2 separate regions of the Homo sapiens genome follow, and region 1 is linked to region 2. Evidence: chromatin contacts called from ENCODE Hi-C or POLR2A ChIA-PET data. All regions are on one chromosome and are shown on one strand. Each heading gives the region's core, a stretch centred on a gene start or an enhancer-like site at or near the end of the contact. The rest is flanking DNA. Distances are from core to core; before and after follow the strand shown. Region 1 has its middle 29 kb from the start of TGFBR1. Region 2 overlaps COL15A1 (collagen type XV alpha 1 chain).

What was found. Hi-C counts contacts between places; a loop is a spot of excess contacts on that map. ChIA-PET counts read pairs that join two places held with the same protein, here RNA polymerase II (POLR2A). Pooled maps may share reads with other maps.
Region 1: a map of K562 shows a loop between it and region 2 (6-fold over the local background). The contact joins two enhancer-like sites. A Hi-C loop is called at or near these places in 3 of 168 maps with a recorded cell type or tissue (K562, OCI-LY7 and posterior vena cava) and 3 of 50 pooled maps. POLR2A ChIA-PET finds 5 or more read pairs at or near these places in 8 of 52 experiments (CD4-positive, alpha-beta T cell, GM12878, K562 and 5 more).

The regions. Positions count from the first base shown.
Region 1 is chr9:99,073,676-99,079,100 of GRCh38, reverse strand. No RefSeq gene overlaps it. Among named protein-coding and RNA genes, the nearest start is that of TGFBR1, 29 kb to the left of the region's middle. RefSeq lists a cis regulatory region at 3,259-3,977. Within about 2 kb of position 2,345, at least 9 of the 41 ENCODE cell types and tissues checked have a DNase peak (open chromatin) inside an H3K27ac peak, as active enhancers do.
Region 2 is chr9:98,997,656-99,002,707 of GRCh38, reverse strand. COL15A1 (collagen type XV alpha 1 chain) reads right to left here. Exons shown (of 42, transcript NM_001855.5): 7 at 1,757-1,869. Among named protein-coding and RNA genes, the nearest start is that of COL15A1-AS1, 56 kb to the right of the region's middle. RefSeq lists enhancers at 2,903-3,658, 3,659-4,415. Within about 2 kb of position 3,672, at least 17 of the 41 ENCODE cell types and tissues checked have a DNase peak (open chromatin) inside an H3K27ac peak, as active enhancers do.

The DNA.
Region 1 (5,425 bases), core at 1,096-3,595, 78 kb before region 2:
GAACTACAAGAAAGCACTGTGGAATCGATTGGCAGAGAACTGTATCAGTGGCAGCTGACATGGTTTGGGGGACAGGACCACCAGAACATCTCTTCAAGATCACCATGACTTCAGCGGAGTGCCCCAAAACACCAGCTGGGCAGTTACTGCCAATGGAGTGTTGACACCAGGGAAGTGAATCTAGCCACAGGGGACATCCTGGAATTCCCTTCTCCCAGGAGGTACCCACAGATAAACAATGAGCTGAACTAATTCCTGGGCAAATAGAAGCAAGCCTAGAATATTTGAAGGAATAATTTTTGAAGAATATTTGAGAGAGAAGAAGATGACTTTGTGCTAATTTTGTACCTAGGGCATCAGCCCTGTAATTTAAGTTTTAGAAGAAACACAAACCTGTTTTATCATCACAGTTGGGTAAAGTCTGGAATGTATTTTACAACCACGTTATTGACAATTATTCGGCTCAACATTTCCGAAAATTCAGTCAGTTGTCTATCACCTACACTACAATGTATCATTTGTACTATTACTTACCTAATACTTTCCTTTCAACCAGCCCACTTTTTAAAACTTAAATACTTACTTTATATTAAATACAAATAAATATGAAATTATGGATTTAGTATCTACCTATATTTTCCTAACAACTATTGAAATAAATATATAACTGTTACAGTAAAAACCATCTCAATCCATATGTGGTAAAAATACTACACGTTGGGAAAATTGATTTGGATATAACCGTAAGTGATCTTGACTTTGTTTCTCATTAGATTTCTATCATCACATCCTCTGCTTTGTGAAATACTAATTCCTGGTTAATTTCCATTTGGTTATAATCCTTCCACAAAGTCTGTTTTTCAGAAAAGGCACCTGGATGCTATAATTTTGAGTTTTGACACTTCTGAAAATGTCTCTCTTTGTTCCCATACATGAAAGTTTGGTTGGCTGTGAAATTTTAATATAATTCTTAATCCACGGGATTATTTATACTTTACCCCATTGTCTTCTAATTTTCAATATTGCAAATAAGAACTCCAATGCCAATCTGAATTGCTCTCTATATAGAAGTGTGTAGGATTTTACATCGTTACTGAAATGCATAAACTTTACCAGAAATGTACACAGGTGGATATTTTGCAACAATTCTGCCCAGGACTCAGTGAATCATTTCAATCTACAGATTATGCTCCTTCTTTAGCTCAGGAAATTTTCTTTCATTTATTTATTTATTTATTTATATTTATATTTTGATGGGGATAGTGTCTCATTATGTTGCTCCGCTGGTCTTGAACTTCCAGGCTTAAGAGATCCTCCTGCCTCAGCCTCCCAAGTAGCTGGGACTACAGGCTCCAGCCACCGCACCAAACTTCTTTTGTTCACTGGTACTTCTCTTCCATCTAATATTCTCTTTTATTCTGTGACTCCTGTTATATAAATATTGAAACATTATGTCTATCTCCTTCCCTCATCTTTTATTTCATGAATTTATCTTTTTGTCTGTGTCCTTTGAGCAATTATATTAATTCTTTTGATCTAACAATTCATTAAATCAGGTTTCAGTAGCATATATGCTGTAGTTCTATTTTATTCTGGTGATACAGTCGTTCTTTTATTTTCAAGGACTGTTTCTTATTCTCCCAGTATTTCATTTCATGCTTCTTTTACTCTCTGAAATTTTACTGAGAATACCAATTTGCTTTCTTTTCCTTGTTTCCAGTGGAGTTGGATGAAAATACAAATTTGAATCTTTAAAAGTTATCTCCTGTTTTCTGTAATCATTCTTTCGAAACAGAAGCCATTGGCTCTGATTAACTGTTGATTCCCTTTTGGAGGCTGCTAGATCTCCTCAAATGATTAATTGGTGTTTGTTGTTCTGTACTGATGTTCATAAATATGAAAGCCCACATTGAAAGGACTGATAGGTCTTCTGGGTGCTGTCAGCAACTGCACAAGTCTCTATGAGCTTCCCCCCAGCCTTTTCCCAGCTTATTTCTGTTTCAGCCTCTACTGGCACTTTCCTGTGGCTATCAGCCTCAGGAGGGACTCGAAGACAGGCCCTGCCTTTGCTGCTGTGGTTATAGGATAGCCAATCATAGCAGGTTTCTATCTTCCAGAAAGTCCTCAAAGTTTCTGCCAGGTTGAGATAGTTCTTCCTTTTTTAACAAGGGGTTGCAGGTCTTTTTTTGTTTGTTTTTTGTTTTTTCTCTGTTGTTTTTATCATTTCAGTAAGGTTTGAGGAAAGTATTGTAAGCTCAAAGTGTTATCTTGAAGTAAACCTTGTGTGACTTCCTGCTAGATTGGGCCTGATACTGCAGTCTCTGGGGTGCCCCGCCCATAAACCCCCAAGTTCCCACTGCCAGCATCCACGTGTCTGCCTGAGAGCATTCTGTGGCAGCTGAGCCCACTCTGTCGTGTGCAGCAGGCCAGAAGTACTGGAATCTCATCCAGTGCCTCGCCCTCCTGTTTTTCAAAGACTGAGAGGGGTTGGTGTATGAAGACCATAACATCCTTGTCCCTTTGGTTGGAAACTCTGAGGTGCCAGACTGCACGGGCTCCCAGAACCCTTAAGAGGACAGTGTGATCTAGTCACTCACAGTGAGAACTAGATGCACCCTTTAAAATCTTCCTTCCCATCCCTGTCTCATTTCTCTGCTCTCTTACCTTGTTTCTTGGGATCGCCTTGCAGAGAAATTAATGAATCCTCCTCTAAAGGGAAACTCAAATCAAAACACTAAGTATGACAGGCTTTCTAGAAAGCTCTCTCCCCTGGTGTGGAGAATGAACTGGAGGAGATGGAACTGTAGAGGCCAGGAGATGTGAGCAACAGTCCTAGGGAAGATAAGAAAAGAGCCAGCACCACATTGCCTCAAGGGAAGACCACCACGTGCAACGCTTTGAAAGGCCGAGGCAGGAGAATTTTGTGAGGCCAGGAGTTCAAGACCAGCCTGAGCAACATTGCAAGACCTTGTCTCTACAAACATATATATGTACTAAACATACATATATTAGTACATATGCATATATATATATATGTATATGTACTAAAAATTAGCCAGGCCTGGTGGCACACACCTGTAGTCCTAGCTACTCAGGAGGCTGAGGTGGGAGAATCACTTGAGCCCAGGAATTAAGGCTGCAATGAGCCATGATCACACCACTGTATTCTACCCTGGGTTAAAGAGTGAGATCCTGTCTCAAAAAAAAAAAAAAAAAAAAATCAAAGTAGTCATCATAAAAATATCCCAACTCTGCAGAGCTTCCTAGCACTTATTTTATGGTTTATTGTTGTTATTTTTATTACTAAGGAGACACTTAGTCAATATCGTTGAATAAATAAAAGATTCCTAGGCTCCTGGCTGGATGGTGGAGCCACTCACTAAGAGAAGGACCAGAGGAAAAGGCACAAGTTTGGAAGGAGAGGAGAGGGAGGCAATTTCCTCCCACAAACATATCAGATAACAGGGTGCTCTGGGTCCTTCTTGGAACTCAGGGCCCCCAGCAGGCTCATGCAGGGGGATGATGAGATGACTAAACAGTCGCTGTGGCATGTGTGCCTGTCTATCAGAAGGAATTCAGCCCTCTTGTCAGCAGCCGCTAATGAGCCAGATGATAACATTTTACTTGTTGGATTATGAAGGGCAGGAGCAGAGGGCCAGGATAGTCCAGACATTCGGGGTCGTGGGACAACGGATATTTACCAACAGCAGGCAGAGCTGTACTGCTATGTATACATTGAGTCCCAGCCCTGTGCCTGAAGACAGGCAGAGAAGCCAGGCAGATTGGAAGACACCAGCTAGGATGGTTGAAGGAGAGACCTTCCCCCAGCTCCTACTGAGAGACAACTGGAACAGGCCAAAGATAGCAAACACTGATTGGACGCTTACACGGGGCCAGAATGCTGTTCCCAGTGCTTCCTGTAAATTAACTGAAAGGAGAGTAGTTTCCATGAATGTCCCCCTTTTACAGATGAAGAAACTGAGCTGCAGGGAAGGACTGAGTGTGGAGGACTATTTTCAGTAACTTGGAGTTTTTCAGTAGCTTGGCTATGATTACATGGTTAGTAGGTGGCAGGACCAAAATTCAGACACAGACCAAGGCATCTCTCTATTTACCGGCCCTATAAATTGGAGTACAAGATGGAAAGCAAAAGGAGAAAATCAGTTAGTGGCTATCAAAGAGGTTTGAGGAGGCTCAGTGGTGTTTTGATGGACCAGGAGCTCAAGGGGTAACCAGAAAAGTACTTCTCCAGCTGTTAGGATAGACAAGGACTGCATGCATGTGCTTGTCCCCCACTGGTAGGGTTTCTGAGGAGGTGGAGAGCAGGTGGCAGGAAATATACAGGAGATTTGAAACAGTCTGTGGCATTAGAATGGACTTAGTAGATTTGAAAAGTGGGGGCATCATTTATCTTTGTACTCCCAAGTCCAAACATGATCCTGGGTACAAATTATTATTCAAGAAATATTTCTGAATGAGTGCACAAATAAACAAAAAACCTGCTTGATCTTTCTCAAACATGGATCCAATACCATCTCTTACCTCATTTAAATATTCCCAAGGTGCCCTACCAGTTGTGAAGCAGCAACATTGTCTCGGAGTTTGTCATCTTGCACCAAGAAGTTTAAGGACAGGGACACATGTGAGTGGGTCAAAGAACGGAAAGTTTAATAGGCAATAGGAAGGTGAGAGGAGAGCAGCCTTCCCTCTCATGAGGAAGAGGTGACTGAAACGGAAAACCTGCAGCAGATTTTATATGCATGCAGGCTTGAGGAGGCGGTGTCTGACTTAAGTAGGGCCCACAGATTGGTTTGACCAGATGCGACGTTTACATAGCACTTGGGGAAGGCTGGTCACCCCACCCTAATCTTATTCTGCAAATGGGCCTTCCACTTGGCCAGCGCCATCTTGTCTGCTCCTTACTGTACACGTGGCTGGCAAAGAGAAGGGAACATGGAGCCATCATTTTGATCATGCCTAGTCCCAGGTAGCCTTCTCCTATTGACACAAGTGCCAGCATTCACCTGTGCAAGCTTCCAGCTTGCTTGTCTATGTCTGCAGCTCAATTTTACAGGCTGCTCTTTGTTAGAAAAGAACATGATTGCCTGGGTGTGGTGGCTCACACCTGTAATCCCAACACTTTGGGAGGCCAAGGCGGGCGGATCATGAGGTCAGGAGATCGAGACCATCCTGGCCAACATGATGAAACCCTGTCTCTACTAAAAATACAAAAATTACCTGGGCATGGTGGCATGCTCCTGTAGTCCCAGCCACTCAGGAGGCTGAGGCAGGAGAATCGCTTGAACCTGGGAGGCGGAGGTTGCAGTGAGCTGAGATTGTGCCACTGCACTCCAGCCTGGTGACAGAGTGAGACTCCATCTCAAAAAAAAAAAAAAAAGAAGAAGAAGAAGAAGAGAAAGAACTT
Region 2 (5,052 bases), core at 2,423-4,922:
TAAATCCTTGCAGAATTACTGTCTCAAAAAACAGTTAGAGGAAAGTTGAGGTCCCAGGATGTTAAAATGAGACTCTTTCTAACTCAGCGTCAGCTAAAGCCCCAAAGGGCAAGTGCAATTTCACAGGCATCAGGTAATCTCCCCATGCTAAAACAAGGAAATGGCACCCGTTCTACCAGCTCCTGCCCATCTCCTACCTCTAGGCTGTGTAAGAAACCATACAGGACTCATTTTGGGGTTGAGTGCCTGGAGAGCAAGAATTCCTTTGGAAAGAATTTTCAGTGTACTGCGGTTCTTCTCCTCCCCTCTACTCACTCCAAACCATTTGGTGAGCTGGGTATGTATTTCCTGGAATTTGGGAGGCTCAGGGACTGGTGTCTGATTTTCTCCAGGGAGACAAAAGGTGAAAGGAGGGAGCCCTTTAGATTCAGAGTTGGGAGAGAGGGACAAAGGAAGAGAGGGGAAGGGGAGAGGAGAGGAGGGGGAGGTGAGGGAGAAAGAGAAAAGGAGGGAAGTGGGAAGAGGAGGGGAGGGGAGAAAAGGGGAGAGGAGAGGAGAGGAGAGGAAGGGAGGGAATAAAAGGAGAGAGGAGGGAAGGAGGAGGTGAGAGGGAAAGGGGAGAGGAGGGGAGGGGGATGGAGAAGGGAGGGGTATTTGTCCTGCAGTTGTTTTGCTGGAGATAGACAAGATAAAATCTCTCCAAAGGGAGCTGGCTGAAATGGGCTGTACTCAAAGAGCCACGCAGAAGATCTGGGCAACCTGTATGGGGTGGAAGCCCGGGCAGAAGTTACAAGGCAAACTATGGAATTTTGATCCTAGGTCCCCTGCAGGAAGACCTCCCAGGAACCACAAAAGCCCCCATAAGAGAGAGTTCCAACAATCAGGCATCTTCCACACCAAAAGCCCAGATCACAATTTGACCAGCCAAGTACAACTGTGTCCATTTCTCCAGGTGGGCCAGCCCCTGCAGATGTTAAAAATAGCTCTAGAGGATGGGGAGATCATGAGGATAAGGAGGAGAGAGAAGTAAGAAAATAGAGAGGAAACCCCTAACCATGCTTCCCTTTCCTGGCAGTTTCCTAGTCTACAGTAGGCCTGAGTATAGAAGGGGGGAAACTGTGTTTGTAATTTTGTTGAATTTTTGATATTATGCTGGGCTTGACTTTTAAATATCTGTGAAAATTGACTGTTACCAGATAGTGACTGAGAGAGCTGTGAGAACTGTCTTAAGTTTTCATCCCAGGAGAAGGGAAGGAATGAGCTGGCGTTGTGGGTTTTCAGCAGGGGCCATTGTGAGAAAACTATTTATGCTTTAATTTTGCACCCTAGGGAGCCCAGCATTTCAAAAACTGGCTTTGCAGGTGTAAAAGCCAATTACCAAACAATAGCATGAACACACCTGCAGTTAATCTGATTCTGTCTTGAAGGGGACTCAAAGGGCTGATAAAGCTATGTGCCTTCACAACTGAGCAGGAGGGCGGGGTTGCATTGGTGAGGCCTGGACGCTCGCTCATCACAGGCAAGTGTGAGGACAAGCTTGCACTGCATATCCCCCACCAGTCCTGTGCATCCCTGGAGAGCCTCTGTGGCCCTGGGACTCTGACCTCCTCTGTACCATGAGGACAGAAGCAATCTTGATGCTATTCAACCAAAACCCTTGTGGTTCTCTCTGGTGCTCAGTAAAATCATCACCAAGTTTGAAATAAGCAAACAAGCCTACTACTGACTAATCAAATGAAATTTACCATCTACTCACCTTTTCTTCAGCAATGTCAAGGAAGGCCCCAGCCCCTGAGCCGCTGTCAGTAATGGGGTCACCATCCACAGAATGAACCCCCTCCAGTGTGTCATTCAGGATCTCACCAGACCCTACAGGAAGCAGGCATTCTGCTATCAATAACTACATTTTGCAGTCTTGGAAAAGAATGAGGTATCTCTTCACCAGCTAACTTGGAAAGATGTTCAGATACCATGACACAGGGTCAAGAGGGGGAAAAAACAAGTTGCAGAACAACATACATGGCAAAGCATGTGTGGTTTCCATTCCAGGCTCTGGCACCACCTGCAGGCAAGTCGCTCAACTTCTGCCTCAAGTTCCTTATCTAGAAATGGGGAATTACAATAATTCCTACCTCATAGGGTTGTTTTGAGTACTGTGTGTCACAAGGACTAAGTAAGTTAATGCAAATAAAGCATTGAGGACAGCCCCTGGCATATAGTAAGCAATTGATAAATGTTCATTGTTGATATGGTTTTACGTGTGTAAAATAGAAAAAAAAAGTATGAGTATAGATATCGTATCATTATTATATATATAACATATTCATGTTATGTAATAATGATTATGACATACATAATATATACATATATGTATATGTATATGTATATGTATGTGCTTATATATTTATATACTTGGCTAAACCACAGTGTTTAGTACTGATATTTTCCAGAAGATAGGAGTGTAAGAAGAGGAAACTATTATTTTTCTGGTTTATACAACTGAGCATTAATTTAATTGTTCCCACATGCATATATTTCTTTTGCAATTTAAAAAGCAGCCCGGAATCCCAGCACTTTGGGAGGCCGAGGTGGGCAGATCACTTGAGGTCAGGAGTTCAAGACCAGCCTGGCCAACATGGTGAAACCCCATCTCTACTAAAAATACAAAAATTAGCCAGGTGTGATTCCACATGCCTGTAACCCCAGCTACTTGGGAGGCCAAGGCAGGAGAATCACTTGAACCCAGGAGGCAGAGGTTGCAGTGGGCAGAGGTTGTAGTAAGCTGAGATTGTGCCACTGCACTCCAGCCTGGGTGACAGAGTGAGATTCCATCTCAAAAAAAAAAAAAAACGCAAATGGATTTTTGAAGCAAAGAAAACTTATTCATTGGCCGGGCATGGTGGCTCATGCCTGTAATCCCAGTATTTTGGGAGGCCAAGGCAGGAGGATCATTTGAGCTCAGGAGTTCATGACCAGTCTTGGCAACATAGCGAGACCCCATCTCTACTAAAAATAAAAAAAAATAGCCAGGCATTGTGGCATGTGGCTGTAGACCCAGCTGCTCAGGAGCCTAAGGAGGGAGCTCATGCCTGGGAGGTCAAGGCTGCAGTGAGCCATGATTGTGCCACTGTGCTCCAGCCTGGGTGACAGAGCAAGACCCTGTCTAAAAAAAAAAAAAAAGAAGAAGAAGAAGAAGAAAAAGAAGTTGTACTACCATGACTGCACGCCTGTTATGGCTGGGCCCATGCCAAGATTGTCCCATGCACTCCCTCCAGCAACCCTCCTGCTGGCCCACCTGTCCTGCCCACCGGGACCCCTCCCACCACCTTCCTGCAGGTGGGCAGATCCTGGTTGGGGATCCCACTATCACCCCATGACAGGTGTGACCTGCCGGATCCACACATCAATACCTCAGTATTATTAACCCTGGGAATGAGACTGAGACTGGGAAGGGCCCTGAAGCCAGGTCAGCCTGTCCCCGGGCCAGGCCCTTCCCACACACGCTGTGCTCACGCAGGTCCCATGGTCACAATAACTCTGGAAGAGGTGCCAAATCCTCCAAAGGACTCTGCCCCCCTCCCCACCCACTCCTGTCCCATCCTGTGATGGAAGAGTGGCCAGCACGGGTCGAGCACTCTCGTCTTCCCTGCTCTGACCACCAGGGGGTGCCGTGCAAGCAGCCGATTGCCTGTCCTCCAAGGACTGACCCCTGGGAAGAAGGAGGTGGGGTGGCCCCTTCCACGGGTCACGATGGTGTCAGGGAAGCTCTGAATGCAAATATTAGGGGCTTTGCTTAGCCAGGGCTTTCTCCCACCATCCGGGCTGTCTACACATCAAGAAGAAAAGGACACTTTGGCTAGCTCCATTGCTTTCAACTGACCTTTTGTCTGCTAGATAAGGAGTGTGGCTGATCCCGGGAACAGGCGAGCTGCGTTGGGATCAGAGCCCAGTCCCCACGTGGACCTCATCTTCTCAGTCTAGGAAAGCCCTCGCCCCAGCCCCTTCACCTTAACCCCTTGCTGAGAGATCCTAATTCCACCCCTGAGAAAAGCATTCGCAATTCAGAAGCCACTTCCACAACTGCGGCCAGATTCAGCCCTCTCATCCACCCAGCATCGGGGATTGTTCATGCTCCCAGAGGACGGCTAAGGAATCTGAAGCTTGGAAACTGATCAGCAACTTGCCCCAGGCCGACAGCAAATAGGGGGCTAGGCAGGGCCTCCTTCCAAGCTGTCTGACTCTCCCCAGCGGGCAGTATTTCCACAGCAACACCCTGCCTCCTTGGCTCTGTCATGACGTTATTAAATTATCCTACAATTTTTTCTCTCCAGTTCTCTATACTTTCTCTGACCCACAGACTCCCCAAATTTAGTTGTTAAAATAACACTCATTAACTGATGGCAGAAGCAAAAAGAATAGTGATATGTATTATTGTAGAAGACTTGTATTAATAAAATACGGAAGTACAATAAAAAAAGTAAAAACCATCCATAATCCTACCACTCAGAGATAACTGCTTATAACATTTTGATGAATATTACGTCTAATATGTGATGTATCTAATACACACACATCGCTCTACATAGCTATATGTAAATAGATATAAATAACATATATTCAAAATTAGGGTCATAGACATAATTTTGGAATTTGCTTTTTTGGTGGAATATACCACGAGCATGTCCCTGGGTCATTAAATCTTCTGTATCACCAGTGTCAGGGCTGTATGTATGAATGAAATAGAATTTGGCCGACCAATCCCTACTGTGGGCAGTTTGGGTTATTTTTGTTCCTAAGAACAGTGCTGCCAGGAATGATCTTGTACTTACATCTTCAGTCTGAAGTGACGGCCCCTCTGAGAAATGACAGAAACCACAAGCGATCTCAGGGCTTGGGCATATGCCAAGCTAGTGCCTGGGGGATAGTGTTTGACGCCTGGGCTTTTACCAGTGCTCCTCTGCACAGGTAGGGGGACAAGAGGCAGGGGCCAGAGCCCTGGATGGGCAGCCAGGGGACCAGCTCTTCTCCTAGGGACTGCTGCTGCCTTGCTGG